Linked DNA regions of Homo sapiens: region 2 is linked to region 1. The links are chromatin loops, found by intact Hi-C in ENCODE. Cell type or tissue: GM12878. All regions are shown on one strand.

Evidence for each region. A loop is a pair of places that touch in the nucleus more often than their neighbours do. Peaks named below come from ENCODE experiments on the same cell type or tissue, not always from the same donor. Only the 100,000 strongest peaks of a DNase experiment are listed, where the experiment ranks them.
Region 2: a loop joins it to region 1, with 6 times the contacts of the local background. A loop is called at or near these places in 18 of 110 quality-filtered maps.

What each region holds. Positions count from the first base shown.
Region 1 is chrX:112,040,842-112,048,841 of GRCh38, forward strand. The region is part of intron 1 of TRPC5 (transient receptor potential cation channel subfamily C member 5); the gene reads right to left. Among named protein-coding and RNA genes, the nearest start is that of TRPC5, 38 kb to the right of the region's middle. In GM12878, a CTCF peak has its summit at 3,354 (motif pointing left); no DNase peak of the experiment used is centred here.
Region 2 is chrX:111,865,189-111,873,188 of GRCh38, forward strand. The region is part of intron 3 of TRPC5 (transient receptor potential cation channel subfamily C member 5); the gene reads right to left. Among named protein-coding and RNA genes, the nearest start is that of TRPC5OS, 7.0 kb to the right of the region's middle. RefSeq lists a silencer at 3,612-3,661. In GM12878, a CTCF peak has its summit at 4,570 (motif pointing right); DNase peaks (open chromatin) are centred at 3,873 and 4,743; H3K27ac peaks cover 784 bases.

The DNA of each region.
Region 1 (8,000 bases):
ATTCAAGTATAAGTAGTTTGTTTCAGAGTTGAAGGAAATAGTGATAGAAGAATGGAGCAGTGAAACAAGTAAGCACGTGTTAAAGACAACATTATCACATTTGCTGCCACAGACAGAGTGTCTGGGGCTTAAGTCTTCAGGGGAAAGTCTTGGAGGCAGTGTAAGACATCTCCTTCAGAGTTACCCCACCTGAGAGGTGAGAGTACGCTGACTCCTATCAGTCTTTGGTTGGGGCCATTAATTTCTCAGCATTTCCAACCTACTATACAAGTTGGCAAAACAAGTTTGGAATCCAGAAAAAGTCCCCAGGGAAAGAAATGCAGGTGCTGGCAGTAGGAATTTGGGGGTGGCAGGCACTGAAGTGGTAAGGGTAAAAAAGTATTGGTATGACAGCATCTGCTACATTTGGCACAAGAGCATAAGTGATGTCTTTTGTATAAAGAAAAGTTAATAATTATAAGCATTAGAATTATAGTTACCCGCTAAGACCTATGAAACTGATGACAAAGGGCCATATGGCTGGAAAGAAATTGAAATTATAATCATAACATCCATTGAATACTTACCGTGTGCCAGACACCATGTTATGTGTTTTAAATACATTGACTCATTTAATCCTCTTTGTGAATGAAATATTGTTATCTCCATTTTACAGAGGAGAGCACTGAGGCTCAGAGAGGTGAAATAACTTGCCCAAGCTCACACAGTTAATGGTGAGCAGACCTGAATTTGAACACCAGCAGTCAAATTCTCCAGTCCACATCCTTAAAACTGCTATACTCTACTGACAACTCTGGGGGTAAGGGGTCGACATAGTCTCCCTGGTGACCTTGAAGATCCTATCTTTTTAATTTTTCATTTGCAATGCAACCAACTGCTTCAGCTGGTAAAGAGGATTTAGGAGATCTTGCTGAAGTTTTGTTTGCCGATTTCCGGACCAGTGCCTTGAAAATGACAGAAATCTCTGATCTATTTTTTTTCCACAGGTAATATTGCTTATAGCTCTGTAGTAGGAAAGAAATCAATGTGTTTTATGAACGTGGCTCCTCTTATTTCTGAAAGGCATTTTATAGCTCGACTCTCTCTTATTCTCAATGGTTTTAGGTAAGCTGGTCAATTTGGAAAAGGTTTTTGTTTTATCATTACTTTATGGACAGTAGGCAATTACTCAAATGCAAATCAAATAAAACAAGCTTAATTTGCATGTCTCAATCCACTCAGGAGGAGCAGCATGGGAAGCTGGAGTGTTAAGGATTATAAACTAATTCTCTATGTGCAGCCTATGACGAGACTGACAGATGCTCACCGCAGATATGACAAGTACATATCTTATATGAAAATTGTCTTTTGCAAGGACTTTGGTATAAGCCTTCTGACTGGTGCCCATGAAATGACCGTGTTGCAATCAAGTTTCCCAAGCAATGTGACAGCCGTTAAATGCAGGATCCGCGAGAAAGGAAGATAAACGATGCTGAACATTTGGAGGAAAAATAAAGGGTGCCACATTGGACCTGGGGACTCTGATGTTAATGATGGGTTGTGTTTAGTTGCTCCAAGAGGCAAGGATGCTTTTTCCTTTAACTGTCTTCTTCTATGTGGGATCCCATCTTCTGTGGTTTCTTTTGTAAAGGTACTATCACTCTTAAAGACTCACCATGCCAAATAGAACTCATCACCCTTTTTAAATTTTTGTTAGGCTTCTATTCATGCTAATGGCTTTCTGATCCTTTGTAGCTTACCTCCTCAAGGTCATGGCCCCTGTCTTTTCTTCTCATCTCATGGATTAGCCCTCTTCGGTTCCCAACACCTGGCTTTTCTTCTGTCCAGTACTCCTAACTACTACTCTGGCTTAAACTTTCATTTTTAACTATTAGATCCAGCCTCTATATAGGGGCAGATGAAAAGTATTATAAACTGATCATATTTTTCAAACTCTCTACCTTTAAGACTGTAATATATCTTAGCTATATTTTTTTTTTTTACCAAATTTCCCCTCCTTCCAGGCAAGTGCCATCTGACCTTCAATCCTACCAGGTTCATTCTCAACCCCCTGCCTTCGTGAGACTTATTCTATTCCTGAACTATTCTTGCCTCTTTTATATGCTTATGCAAAATATATTCACCCTTTAAGTTCTTCTCCATGAAACCTTCCTTTCTACCATGATCCACTGTACTTCATGGTATCTGTAACCATTCTTTTGAATATGAACTTATGTACATGTTATACTGATATATAATACAAATGCATCATTTAGAAATGCCACCTCCTCAATTAGGCTGTAAATCTTTTGAGGTAGGAACTGTGGTTTACATTTCTCCTGAGTTCTCAAAGTCCCTAGTGCAGAGCCAACCCTAGATTAGTGTTACTTTTAAAGTTGACTGACAATGTGGATATTGTTTACTACAAATGCCAGTGTATCTTTAATGTAACAAATGAACATTTTCGTATAAAAAGTACTTAAATGTGCGGGTTCTTTGATTTGCTGTGTTGGTGTGAGCTGTATGTTTGTATCTCTTAGCCTTGAAAAAAGGAGCCTATCTGTGGCAGAAGCCACTGTGTGGATGTTACAGGTAGTTAAACTAGCAGCATTCCCCTTCCTAACACGTATTTCCAAAAGTAGCTACTGGCTTAGTGTAACTTGAAATTTACATGTGATAAACAGGAAGGGGAATGCTGCTAGTTGCTATCATTTTAAGACCTAGCGTGAAAACTTACTTCATTCTGATAGAAAAAAAAGTTAAAAGACTCTGTACTTTCAGTGGTAACACACTGCTGTTTGATAGTTTCTCTGTTGAGAAGAGGTAAAAAAAAAAAAAAAAAAGCTAGAGATAGGGAACTCAAGAGGAGAAATGTCCTTGCCTACTATTTCCTCATTCTTTAAGTCCTTTCCCTGAAAACTTAGAGAGAAAATGGGAAATGATAAAAGCTTTTTCCACTTGAGTAAAAGATCCCATGGCTCTTTTGTCAGTAAGTTAAATAGAAATCTTGAAGAAATTAGATTTTAAAATCTAATTTTAAAATCAGGAGGAAGTTAGATTTTAAAAATATTTAGAGTAAAGTGGAAATGAATATTCTAATTTTAGTCTCAGGATAAGACAAAACTTTAGTTTAATTGCAGTTAGCAGGAATTATTTTGAAAGACAGCAAATAACAGATTTTTATTTTCTTGAAGTTATTTTATACATTTGACCTTTAAACACATCTGAACATATTGCATAGAATAAGATAGACTAGCAACTGTAAACAATAAAACGGAAATCCTGAAAATCTACCATTTTTGTCATAGTTTAAAATAAGTATATTTAAGTTTAAATTTGTTCATTCAAATCACTTACCTAAGGCACTTACTGCCACCTGTTGTTTGTGTATCTGAATTACATGAAAAGTGCCTGAAGGGTACTGGGTCTCCTGAAGGTTGAATATAAAGTAACATTTGTCATCTATACTGATAACTCAGTAGCTATGGGTTATAACTTTATGAGACACCTGTATATATCATTCTTACATGAGGGACAATAATTAGAAAAGACAATTATCATAAAAGGAAAAAGGCTTGGATTTTATTCTAGCTTGGGAAAATCTCTTAACTCCCCAAACCTCAGTTTCCTCACCTATGAAATGGAATGATGATAATGACTGCCCTTCCATACAGAGATATTGTGAAAATTCAACCATAGACTATTTTGTTAAAGAGCTTCATAAAATTATACACAGCATATGCCCTACTCAGTGTTGCCAATGTGAAATGCTAAATAGCAGGTGAAACATTATGCTGTCATGGACTCAATGAATATTAAAAGGCTACAGTTTGCTTTCTTCTCATACCATATCATCTCCTTTCATTTTCCTTGTGCTATTCTAATATCTTGGAAAATTCTGTGTGATTTCTCACCCCTAAGCCCCTCAGAATGATATGAGGCTTTCCAGAATCCTCGCTAGCCTGTAAACTCCATCCTCTAATCCTTCATGATTATACTAACTTCACAGTGCCTTTTAACTGTTTGCTGGAGGAAGGGGAGAATAGGTTTCTATTCTTCTGGGCCATGGGTAATTCAAAAGAGGAGTCAGAAGCCCTGGATTCTTGTCCCATCTGTGCCAATCTCTCACAGCATGTAACTTCTTATAAACCATTTAACTTGTTTGTGCCACTATTTTCTCATCTATAAATATTAATCTTTGCCTGCGTCACAAGGGTGGTATAATTGGCTGATAATAGATAGTCCTTCCGTTCCCCCATATCCATATCCCTGGAGCCTGTAAATATTACCTCACATGGCAAAGAGATGGGGTGTGGGGGAAGGTCTTTACAGGTGTAATCAAATAATGAATTTAAAAACAGGGAGATTATCCTGGATTATCTGATGTGCCATAGATGCAATCACATGTACCTTATAACAGGGGGACAGAGGGAGATTTGATGACCTGTAGAAGAGGAATAGGTAAGGTTGCTTTGGAGACAGAAATGGGAGTAATGTGGTCACAAGTCAAAGGAATGCTGACAGCCACCAGAAGCTGGAAAAGGCAAGAAAATGATTTTCCCCTAGAGCCTCTGGAGGTAGTGTGGCCTTGCTGACAGTGATTTTGGCCCAGTGGTACTGACTTTGAACTTCTAGCCTTCAGAACTGTGAGACAATAAATTTATGTTGTTTTAAGCAGAATTCGTTACAGCAGTCACAGAAAACTAATATAGGTGGTATGAAAATTAAAGGCCCCTGGCACACAGAAATAACCAATGAAAGTTAAAATGAATTCAAATTGACAGATGTGTAAAACATGAATTATTATACATTTGCAAGGAGTAATCATTATAACTTGATTTTGAGTCCCTCAATTGTTGGCCCTCAGTAATTCACCTCATTGCTCTGATAATGTTGAGTTATTTAAAGTCAATGGAGGCAGTTAAGGGTTTATTATAAGTGGGAGAGAGATAACTATCCAAATTATTTTTGTGAACCGTTGAGTGGTGTCTTCTGTATTTAAACTGATTCGATTTATCAAACTGGGAAAATAAAGTCCACGTGGCTTTCCAGGGGTTAATATCTGGGATTTCTAACTGCTTTAATTTCTAGTGCTGTGGTTCTCAACTTGAGGAGATTCCCTCCCCACACTCCAGGGGACATTGGTGATGTCTGGATACATTTTTGGTTGTCACAACTTGAGGAGGAGTTACTGGCACCTAGTCAGTGGATGCCAGGGGTGCTGCCAAACCTATTACAATGCACAGCCCTATAACAAATAATTATGTTGCCTAGAATGTCAAGAGTGCAGAGATTGAGAAACCCTGCTCTAGGGGGGAAAGAAAACTAGATGCATCATAACTTCATAACTAGCCCCGTCTACCGCCACCCCCACCTTTTTTTTTTTTTTTTTTGCTTTATTTCTTTTAGATTAGAAGAAAGGATTATAAAGAGCTTGTTCAAGGCTATTGGACTTGGTGGGTGAGTGATCTCATCAGACCCCTTCTCTAGATAGCTTCCTTGATTTATAGCCAGTGGAAGGAAAAATTCTGAAGCTCTTTCCAAAGACTTTACTGCAATGAGCAGTTTTCTTGGGAAAAGAAGTGGAGCCAGAGCCTGGTGCCTCCCTCCACACCAGAGCTTGGATCAGTAGCTTAATTCCTAACTCCCTGTAGGCTGTCATGCTCTCATAGTCACCAGGGTCCCCAATATATTATTTAGAATCAGAGTATTTGTTTATGTGCCTATACAAAATGGGTCTGGCATTTCTGTTGCACTGCAGTAAAAGGTTAGAGCTTACATAAGCCAGATAAATGTGAAGTCAAGGTGACTCTATTTTATGTATCACATTAACATAGAGCTACAAATCCTTGGGGCACACTTCAGGAATCTAAGGAAGCTGAGACTATGCTGCCTAGAAAAGGGAAATGATGCATACAATTTAGAGAAATATGTGAATAATAATAACTGTGTAGGACCTTGGCATTTCTCCCATCTGGAATCTACCTCTGTTCTGGAGCAGTTTGTAGAGGAGACTCAGCAGGACCAAGATGGACAGACCATCTCTGTCCGCTTCTCTCTTTTCACTTTTGTCTCACTTATCCTGACCACAATGTGTTTATATTACCATTGTTCCATTTTCCTTGCTTTTCAAGAGTTCAAAAACAGTGCATGCTAGAACTTTCCTTGGCCGTCCATCCCACTTTGAGAAGGAATCGCTCCACTAGACGATTAGCTTTGTGAGGGCAGGGACTCTTGTCTTATTTCCTTATTAAATCTTCAGTATGTAGCAAAGTTCTTAAGCATAGTAGATGCTCAAAAATATTTGCTGGATAAATGAATGAACTCTCAGCACAAACTTTTCAGCACAAAACTCTGTTTTGTGCTTCAATTGAGGTCTATATTCTCTGATTTATGTATTTGGAGGAGCATCCTAGGATCCTAGGATGTTGGAACTGCATCCATCCACAAATATCCATTGAATATTTTCTTGAAAGTGGTTTTCAGGCTTTATAATATATCAGAATCATGTGGAGGATTTGTTAGGACAGATTGTTAGGCCTCACCCCCAGAATTTCTGATTCAGTTGGTCTGAGGTAGGCCCTGAGAATATGCATTTCTAACAAGTTCCCAAGTGATGCTGATATACTCTGGAGGTTCCAGAGGGAGCACACTTCAACAGCCATTGCCCTAGCTTTATGCTGTGGTGTATAGTAGATATGACCTCGTCACAGCAGTGAATACAGTGTTATTGATAAGCTCTTCTAGGGAGACAAAACGACATGAAGTAAGAACACATGTTCAACCTTAGAAATAATTTGTAAAATGCTAATTAAAAAATAATGAGAATCCTTTCATCCTCCAGCAGAATGGTAAAGAAAAAGGAGACTATTTATTCCATATCAGCAAGAGAGTGGGCATTTCCTGCTGTACTTGTGGGAGTCTAGTTTGGTGCAGCCTTCCCTTCACTGGCTATTTCTTTCTCATCCTTCAGATCTCAGCTTAATTACTCCTTCCTTAGAGAGCCCTTTCCTGATTGTCTAATCTAAAGAAAGACTGTTCTTATCTTTCACAGTGTTTGATATTTAATAAATCTCTACAAATATACATGAAAGTGTTCACTTGTTTAATGCCCGCTGTTTCTACTAGACTATCAACTTCTGGAGGGTTGAGTCCACATCTATTTTGTTCATTTCTCTATCTCTAGCACCCAGTATTATGTCTGGCACCTAGTATAACCTCAATTCTTCAGTGAATATCTGTCGCCAATGCTGTTTGTAGTTGGGAAAAGTTGTAAATGATTTAAATGCTCAGCAATAGGTGTTTGGTTAAAAAAAATACAGTGCAACCAATCAGTGGAGTGGTTTTGCATTCACTAAATATACTTTTGGTAGAAAAATATCTACTGACATGGCATCATGCCAAGAAATAAAAGGGAGGGGAATACAAAAATTAGCTGGGCGTCGTGGCGTGTGCCTGTAGTTCTAGCTACTTGGGAGGCTGAGGCAGGAGAATCGCTTGAACCTGGGAGGCAGAGGTTGCAGTGAGCCGCGATCGCGCCAGTGCACTTCAGCCTGGCGACAGAGCAAGACTCCGTATCAAAAAAAAAAAAAAAAAAAAAAAAAGGAGGGGAGAGTGATGAGTGATAAAAGCATGTTTCAAAACAGCAATCTGACATAATTTGGGGGAAAAATATAAGATCCCTCATGGACCCTGAGATGCCACAGTTTTAAGACACATCATCAGTATGATAACCCTAACCATATTTGTGAGGGAGGGAAGGATTACCACATCAGCTATGAACATCAATTAGAAGATACAGCCCAATTCCAGAAACACTAGAATATGAAAGAAAACGTATCATAGACTCTAACATGCATAGAAAAGTGTCTGGAACACCAAGGTGTCAACAGTAGTTGTGTCTGAATTGGTAGGTGTTTATTGGTATTTTAATTTTTTCTCCTGTTTGCTTATTTGTAGTTTCTGACCTTTCTGTAATGAGCATGGTTAACTCATGAGATTAGAAAAACAAACAATAAAAG
Region 2 (8,000 bases), 180 kb before region 1:
TGTTTTTAGTAGAGAGGGAGTTTTGCCATGTTACCCCCCCCAGCCTGGTCTTGAACTCCTGGGCTCAAGCAATCCATTCACCTAGATCTCCCAAAGTGCTGAGATTACTGGCATGAGTCACTGTGCCCGGCCTCTAGCAGCTTCTTTTTTTTTTTTTTTGACGGAGTCTCATTCTGTCGCCAGGCTAGAGTGCAGTGGTGTGATATCTGTTCACTGCAACCTCAGCCTCCCAGGTTCAAGCAATTCTCCTGCCTCAGCCTCCTGAGTAGCTGGGACTACAGGCGCACACCACCACGCCTGGCTAATTTTTTGTATTTTTAGTAGAGACAGGGTTTCACCATGTTGGCCAGGATGGTCTTGATCTCTTGCCCTCGTGATCTGCCCACCTTGGCCTCCCAAAGTGCTGGGATTACAGGAGTGAGCCACCGTGCCCGGCCAGCTTCTTAAAAGCTATAAGACTGAGTGTTGGTCAAGGACTGGGAGCTTGTCTTATTCTTTATTATATTCCCAACATTTTGCAAAATGCCTGGTACAAGATGAATGCTGAATAGATATTTGATGAATGAGTGATTGAATAAATAGCTCTGTGCTGGATAAATCTTGGTGGAATACTCTCTTTCCAAATTCTTCCTTCCTTAGTGTGTGAAAGGAGTCCAGTAGCTAACACAAGTCTCCTGGGAGTTGCAACTAGGAACTACTCTTAACATTGGAAGATTACATATCAAAGATTGAGCTCTTATAATGTGCCAGCAACTGTGCTGGATTTTTTATATGCATCATCTCACAGCAACGCTAATGGCAGATATAGAATTATATCATTTTACAGCTGATAGGACAGAGCCCAAGGTCACATTTCTTGGTAAATGGTGGAGCCAGGACTGGGGAACTAGCTTGGTTGATTCCATAGACCAAGCTTTCAAACACTGCACTCTCTGACAATCCATGGATGGTATGATCAGAGGCATGCAGAAAGCTAAATTTCCCAGTATCTTCCCCATTGGCCTTGCGGCCAGTGATTGAAATGCCCACATAATTTATTTCTTTGGATTAAAGCATTGAAACTATATTCATGTTTGTAGGAAGTGGTAATATACAAAACTATCAACTACCTTAACAGCTTAAAGTGGGTATATCATATTAGCCAGTTAAGGGGCCTGAAGGCTAGCAAAGCCCAGAAGTGATGGGGCCCGCCCCAGGCCAGATCTGTATGGAATCCCCCTGTTTAATCTGTCTAAATCTTTTCTTCACAAATGAGCTAGGATCCTCACTGCAGTTGTTGATTGTTTTCCCTCTTCAGTGCTTCAGTTCTGCAATACTCCCAGACAAGGGCTGAACATTATTGTATTTTTTCCTTACTGCACACAACTTTTGGAAAAGCCCTGGCTTTCTTTGACATAAAGCTGTGTTGTCAATGGAGGGGCCCAATGGCTCTTGGCCCCTCCTAGGAATATTTCTTGATAGGAAAAATGTCAGGTTCTACTGGAAAGAGACCACCCCTCTGCCAGAAAACTAGCAAAATAGCTTTGATTTCACTGCAGCAGAGTTCTGAATTTTTTCATTCAGTGAAGAGAATTATCTTCCCAGCCCCTCACCAGTCTACTGTATGTGACTTTTGTTTCTACAGCTGTCTAAAGGATCAATAGGATTTAATGCCTGATTCACATGCTTAACTCAAGGCAGAATAGAATTTGACTTGCTTACTGCAAGGGAAGTGCAAGATTAATGTGATTCAGTTTAGGCCTTTCAACAAGTATTTTGGAGTACCTGCTCTGTGCCCAGCTCCGTGTGGCCTGTGGGAGAGGGTCATCGCAAGAGAGACCAGCCATGATTCTGGCCTGCAGGAGCTCTTTTGAAGGGATACTAGCCTAACTCATGCGAAACAAGTAACAGGACAATAATGTTTGTGTTCAGACGCCCACATAAATGGTACAGATGGTAAACATGTCAGGTTCCCAGATGGTTGGCTCTCACAGACTGATTAAGGCCACTCCTCTCCAAATCAGGAGATTGTTTTGCCAAGTAAGGACATGAGAAAAGCCCACACCCCTTTGATCTCCTGTTACCACCATTTTATAAAAGAAAGGACAGAATAAAGGACAGTCATTCAATCTGGATCTATTTAGCTTTAGGAAAAGCTCACTGCTTTGTCATGAGGCACCACACTTTGGGATCTTAGAGCATTCAGAGATGGAAAAAATCAGCAGGCACTAGAGTCCTAAGAAAAGGCTGCGGTGAATAATGAAATCAGAAAATCACTTCCTTCTGGAAGCCCTCCCTGATTGCTTCAGCCAGAGGTGTGACCTCTCTCCTTGAGCTCATACCACTTTGCTTTTTCCCTGTGGTACCTCTCAGAGCCTACCTTGTGTTACATGTACTTCTATGTAGAATCAGTGACTCAGCCTTCTTAGTAGACGGTAAGCTTAGGAAGTGGAGGAACACTTCTATATATGTCATTTCTTACCCCCAAAGGTCTTTGCAGGCATTTACTGTTTTTGTTAAAGTGAAAAAATTCTTCATTCCGTCCCTGCTAAAATTTACACCTGAATGTTTAACGCCTAGTGGGCATTTCTCTTCGGCCGCTAAAACATATTTCAAACACATAATCCACACACAACTCTTCCCCGCCGTAGCATCCCCAAACCCACACACACGTTTCTCTTTTCACCTTGCAGTCTATATGTCCTTAAATTATTTCTCTAATAGAAGTTTTAATAGTCATAGATAAAATGTACACAGAACCTTCTAAGTTTTGGATACTTTTAAAAGCAGTTTATATGTATTAACAAACCTAGGAAGTTTGTACTATTATTACATCCATTTTACAGATGAGAAAACTGAGGCTCAGAGAGGTTAAATAGTAATAATAACAACATCTAACATTTGAGTGACTACTGGATGTCAAACATTGTACTTAAGTGCTCATTTAAGAATAATGAGGTACAGATAGACCTCCCTGATAATTAATTGAGTCACCACTCCTTGAGGAGGCAATGAAAAAAAAGGGAAAGTCCCCTCATAGAAGCAGAGGATCTGGTCGTGGGGATGGGCTTTTGAGAAATAAGCCAGGCTGTGAGGTAGAGAAAAGCCACAGCAGTAAGCTTCCAGTGGCTCCATTAGGAATGGACAATGGTCAGAGGAGAAATATCTTTGTTACCCTGCTCAGTCCACCCTGTTCCCTGCTGGGAAAGCTATCAGCAAGAAAAGCATTAGGATAAAAACAAGTCAGTTTCACAGTTAAGTCACCTAACTGGTTATTTTCAGATTATTTTAAGTTTTTAGGTGTGTACAAAAAAGTGCAATAGGTGAGACTGAAAGAAAAGTCACCTTGACACATGTTTAATATTCAGAGGTTTATAAAGCAGTATAGGTCTGTGGTTCTCTAAAGTAATTGGCAATGAGTTATGTTCCCATGTTTCCTAAAAGAAATCAGCTGACTTTGAGCTGGGAGACTTACAGCTGTAAACACTTCTTCCTTTAGTCCATTTAGAGGAAAAGAAAATTTGAAGGGTGAGAATGAGTCGTCCCCTATACCAGAGGAGAAGGTGAGGATCAGGAAGAAACAGCAGTTACTGGCTATAGTAAGATCTGAGGTAAGGGCCTTTCTGGGAGGTTTGAAAAAGTCTACTGATCTTTTAAGAACTGCATCCTACTCCCTTCAGTGAATGGCTGCACATAGAAATGGGCCCAATGTGTACTGTGTTAGATTTCAGTTCTTCAGAAGATAGTCCGGTTGTGTGTTAAGGATGTGTTTAAAAACCCGCCTCTACAGGAATGACCCTCAAGAGAATGAGTTTTGTTTTTAGTTGCCAATCAAGCTGGGCTCTGAAGAGGAGAAAAACGCCCAAAAGGGGAAATCAGTGGCAATGCAAAAGTTCCCGAAGAGGAAGAAATGTTCAAGCACCTTTCTTCCCTCACCATTGTAGTGAGCTTGCTGAGTCATACTTTCATTAAGCAGTGCAGCATTTTTTTTTTTTTTTTGTAAACCACTGCAGCAGACATTTGAGATCAAGAAATAGGTTTTGACAAAAGTTTAGGTCCAGATAATGATTGGAAATAGCCCCTACCTTTTACATGTACTCTCTGTCTAGCACAGTTTAATATTTAATCACTCAGATCACTAATCCATGGCTAGTTTTATTTTTTAAAAAGAAGATATGTTCTTACCCAAGGATTACTGAGACATTTTGTTCTAAGCTGGCTCTGTTGTTGCAATTAGCTAGCAGACTTAGTTCCCAAGCTGGGCTGCCAATATCAATGGCAACACAGGTGCAGACTCACAAAATCAGTCAACTGGAAGCCCTATCTTTCATTTCAAACTAGGGCTAAGCCTCACTACTTAGAACTAAATGGAGGAAGGTGAGGCTAGGTTGAAGGAGGAGGTTGAAAACTGTTTTAGAACGCATATTTTTTTAAAGTATAATTTTCCATTTGCAAGTGCATACAGCAGTCAGAATTAGCCCAATGGGGTTTCCTGGCAGATGTTATAATTCTGTGTTGGCGGTGATGGACTCTAAAAAGAACTAGTGCAACAGAATTAAGACTAATGCAATGGCTTATCCTAGCCATGAGATGGCAGCAGAGGGTGGTAGGAGCTCACTGCCTACTACAGAGGAGAGTTCTGGAAGTAAAGGGGAGTCTGTGTTGGAAAGCTTCTTACCAGGAAGGAAGAAAGTGACATAGCATGTCAGAGCAATTGAACAGGAGAGGCTGGAAACTCACTAAAGCCAAGTAAGAAATCATAGAAAGTGTGGTTAGGTCAGCTGTGGGTTGCAGTCCTACTAGTTTAAATCAGGACACTAGAGGGGAAATACCTTGAAGAATAAATATATCAAAGCAGAAAGCATGCTAATGACCTATGAAAGACAGCAGAGGGGAAATCTAATGAAAGCTCAAGAGGCAAGGCATTGTGATGGGATAATTCTTTGAGAGGTTGTTGCTCTTTGGGAGCTGAGTCCCCATGAAGTACCAAGCCCAGTGCTGGGAGGATGCTATAGGTCCAGTGGTCCACAATCCCTTTTACAAAACTCTTGGGGACAGATTTGTTTTGGAATTCTAAATTTGTCAGATTTTAGAACAGTAATATGCTGTCTATGCCATATATTAGATAACACTCCCAGTGAGGTTTCAGGCAGCACCCATAATTAGAGTTCCAAAATTTAGCAAATAAAAATACAGGATGCCCAATTAAATTTGAATTTCAGCTAAACAGCAAAAATGTTTTAGTATAACTAAATGCCCCTTATAATTTTGGGACATGCTTATACAAAAACATTATTCATTATTTATCTGAAATTTAAATTTAACTATGTCCTATGTTTTATCTGGCAACCCTACTATAATCAAACACAATAAATTTTCAGCAGTGAAACCTGGGCATGCTTAGATGCAATGGGATAAATAAACACCATAAATTGCCTCCCATCAGTGCATGTCAGGTTTTGCTGCCATATGAGAGGTTTGATAGGGAATTTATTTTTAAAAACTTTGGTTTTCAGAACTTGGTGGGCTTGGTGATCATGATATCTCCCCTGCCAGGTGAGTATTGCTCACCTGCCAGGTGGGTTTTGGAATTTTGGACCTGTAATTGTCCAATAAATGTTTTTAAAGTGAGAAATCCACAATGAGATATGTTCATACCTTCAGTGTGTCCAGTTTTTAAGGGTCAAGGTCCCTCATTTTTTTTCTTTCAAGACACAGGATGTGGTCAGGTACTGCAGATCCTGAAGGGTTGGGGTATGTGGAAGACAAAGTGAGGTATACTCAAGTAGTTTTTACATTTATAGGAAAGCTTGGCTGGAGGGTTTAATGACCTGCTGTGGGCTGCCCACTTCCTTTCAAATCTTCAGGATGAAATCAGAATGAAGGAGGTGGAGGAGACTTAATCCCTAGCTATACCAAAGAACACATTTTGAAAATGTATACTGTACATTGAACTCTGACTCTGGCTTGGTCTCTCATTTGTGGAGTGGGACTTGGGGCAAGCTTTTGTGTTTGGTCTTTATCTATGTAATGGTGGTGTTGCCTATGCCTGTCTTCCTCACAGGACTGTTGTGAAGATCAAATGCATCAGGGATGGGAAAGTGCTTTGAAACATTCTCAACACCAAATAGATGGAAGCAGGCATTTTCATGCATTTTTTTTTTTATCATAACAGGATAATGTGGGCTGCATGCTCAAAGATGTTTCTAATAAGGTAGTGTGGTAGGGTTAGGAGATTGGTCTCTGCAGTCAGACAGACTGACCTGGGGTTCACATTCCAGCCCCACCACTCCCTGGCTGGATTACCTTGGGCAAGTTACTTAACCTCTCCAGCCCTCAGTTTCCTCATCGGCAAAATGAGGATTACAATAGTAACTCATGGCATGAGGTCATTATGAGGATTAAGAGAGTTAATTAAATGCCTGGCAACTAGGAAGCCAGTGTTATTATTTTTCATGATGGATTACTATAGGAACTAAACAAGAAAGCACTCAATAAATGTTAGTTCTTTTCATCATTATGACTTACGAGATGTAGAATTGTCACTTCTGGATATGTAGTCTTGAAGTGACTGTATATGTGATTTGACACACTCTATGTGCTATGGTTTGGGCATGGTTTGTTTGTCCCCACTAAAACTAATTTTGAATTTGATCCCCAGTGTGGTGGTATTGGGAGGTAGGGCCTAGTGAAAGGTGTTTGGGTCATGAGGGTGTAATCCCTTATGAATGGCTGTTCTTGCAGGAGTGAGTTCTCATTCCTGTAAGACTGTATTAGTTCTCGCAGGGATGGATTTGTTTCCTTGAAAGTGAGTTGTGATAAGGCCAGGATGCCCCTCAGGCTTTCCTTTCCTCACACCTGTCTGCTTTGACTTTGACCTTCTCTGCCATGTTGTGACACAGCACAAATGCCCTCTCCAGAAACCAGGGCCATGCCCTTGAACTTCTCAGCCTGCAGAACTGTGAGCTAAATAAACCTCTATTCTTTATAAATAACCCAGTCTCAGCTATTTTTTATTAGCAACACAGAATGAACTAGAATACCTAGTTCATGCCTAGACAGAGTTTGCATGCATCAGCACTGTTTCCATTATTTGTTCCTCTGAATGTTTTGAGGGTATGTTCTGTCATGCCAATTACTGGCTTAGAATTCTGGAAAGGAGACTGATAGTGGTGGTAGTAGGCGGTAGGGATGGTGAGGTAGGGGAGGAATAACGTGTTGGAGAAATACATCCAATTGCAGTCAGTATGGTCCTCATTGTATAGTCAGATCCTACAAATAAGTCTAACAAATTCCAGAGTGAACAAACTGAATTGTTATACAAGACACATTTTAGAGGGTTGGAGACAACTTGGTAGATAAAAGAGAGAATTTTTCATTGAGAAAGATTGGCAAGTCAGGATTGCAGGAGGTATGGCTTTTTCAGGGCTGACTGACAAGTTGAGGTATCTTAGGGTATTTTTCAAAGCTGAGATGGAAGATTGCCTAAGCATGGTTTTGATTCAAAGCAAAAAGCTTACCTTCAGAGGACATGAACAGACACTTCTCAAAAGAAAACATACAAGTGGCCAATAAACATATGAAAAAAAAATGCTCAACATCACTAATCATCAGAGAAATGCAAATCAAAGCCACAATGAAATACCATCTCATACCAGTCAGAATGGCGATTATTAAAAAGTCAAAAAGCAACAGATGTTGGTGAGGCTGTGGAGAGAAGTGAAGACACACACTATTGGTGGGAATACAAATTAGTTCAGCCACTGTGGAAAGCAGTTTGGAGATTTCTTAAAGAACATAAAATAGAGCTACCATTTGACCAAGCAATCCCACTACTGGGTGTATACCCAAAGGAAAATAATTCATTCTATCAAAAAGATACCTATACCTGCATATTAATTGCAGTGCTGTTCACAATAGCAAAGACATGGAATCAACCCAAGTGCCCATCAGCAGTGGATTGGATAAAGAAAATGTGATACATAGACACCATAAAATACTTTGCCATAAAGATGAATGAA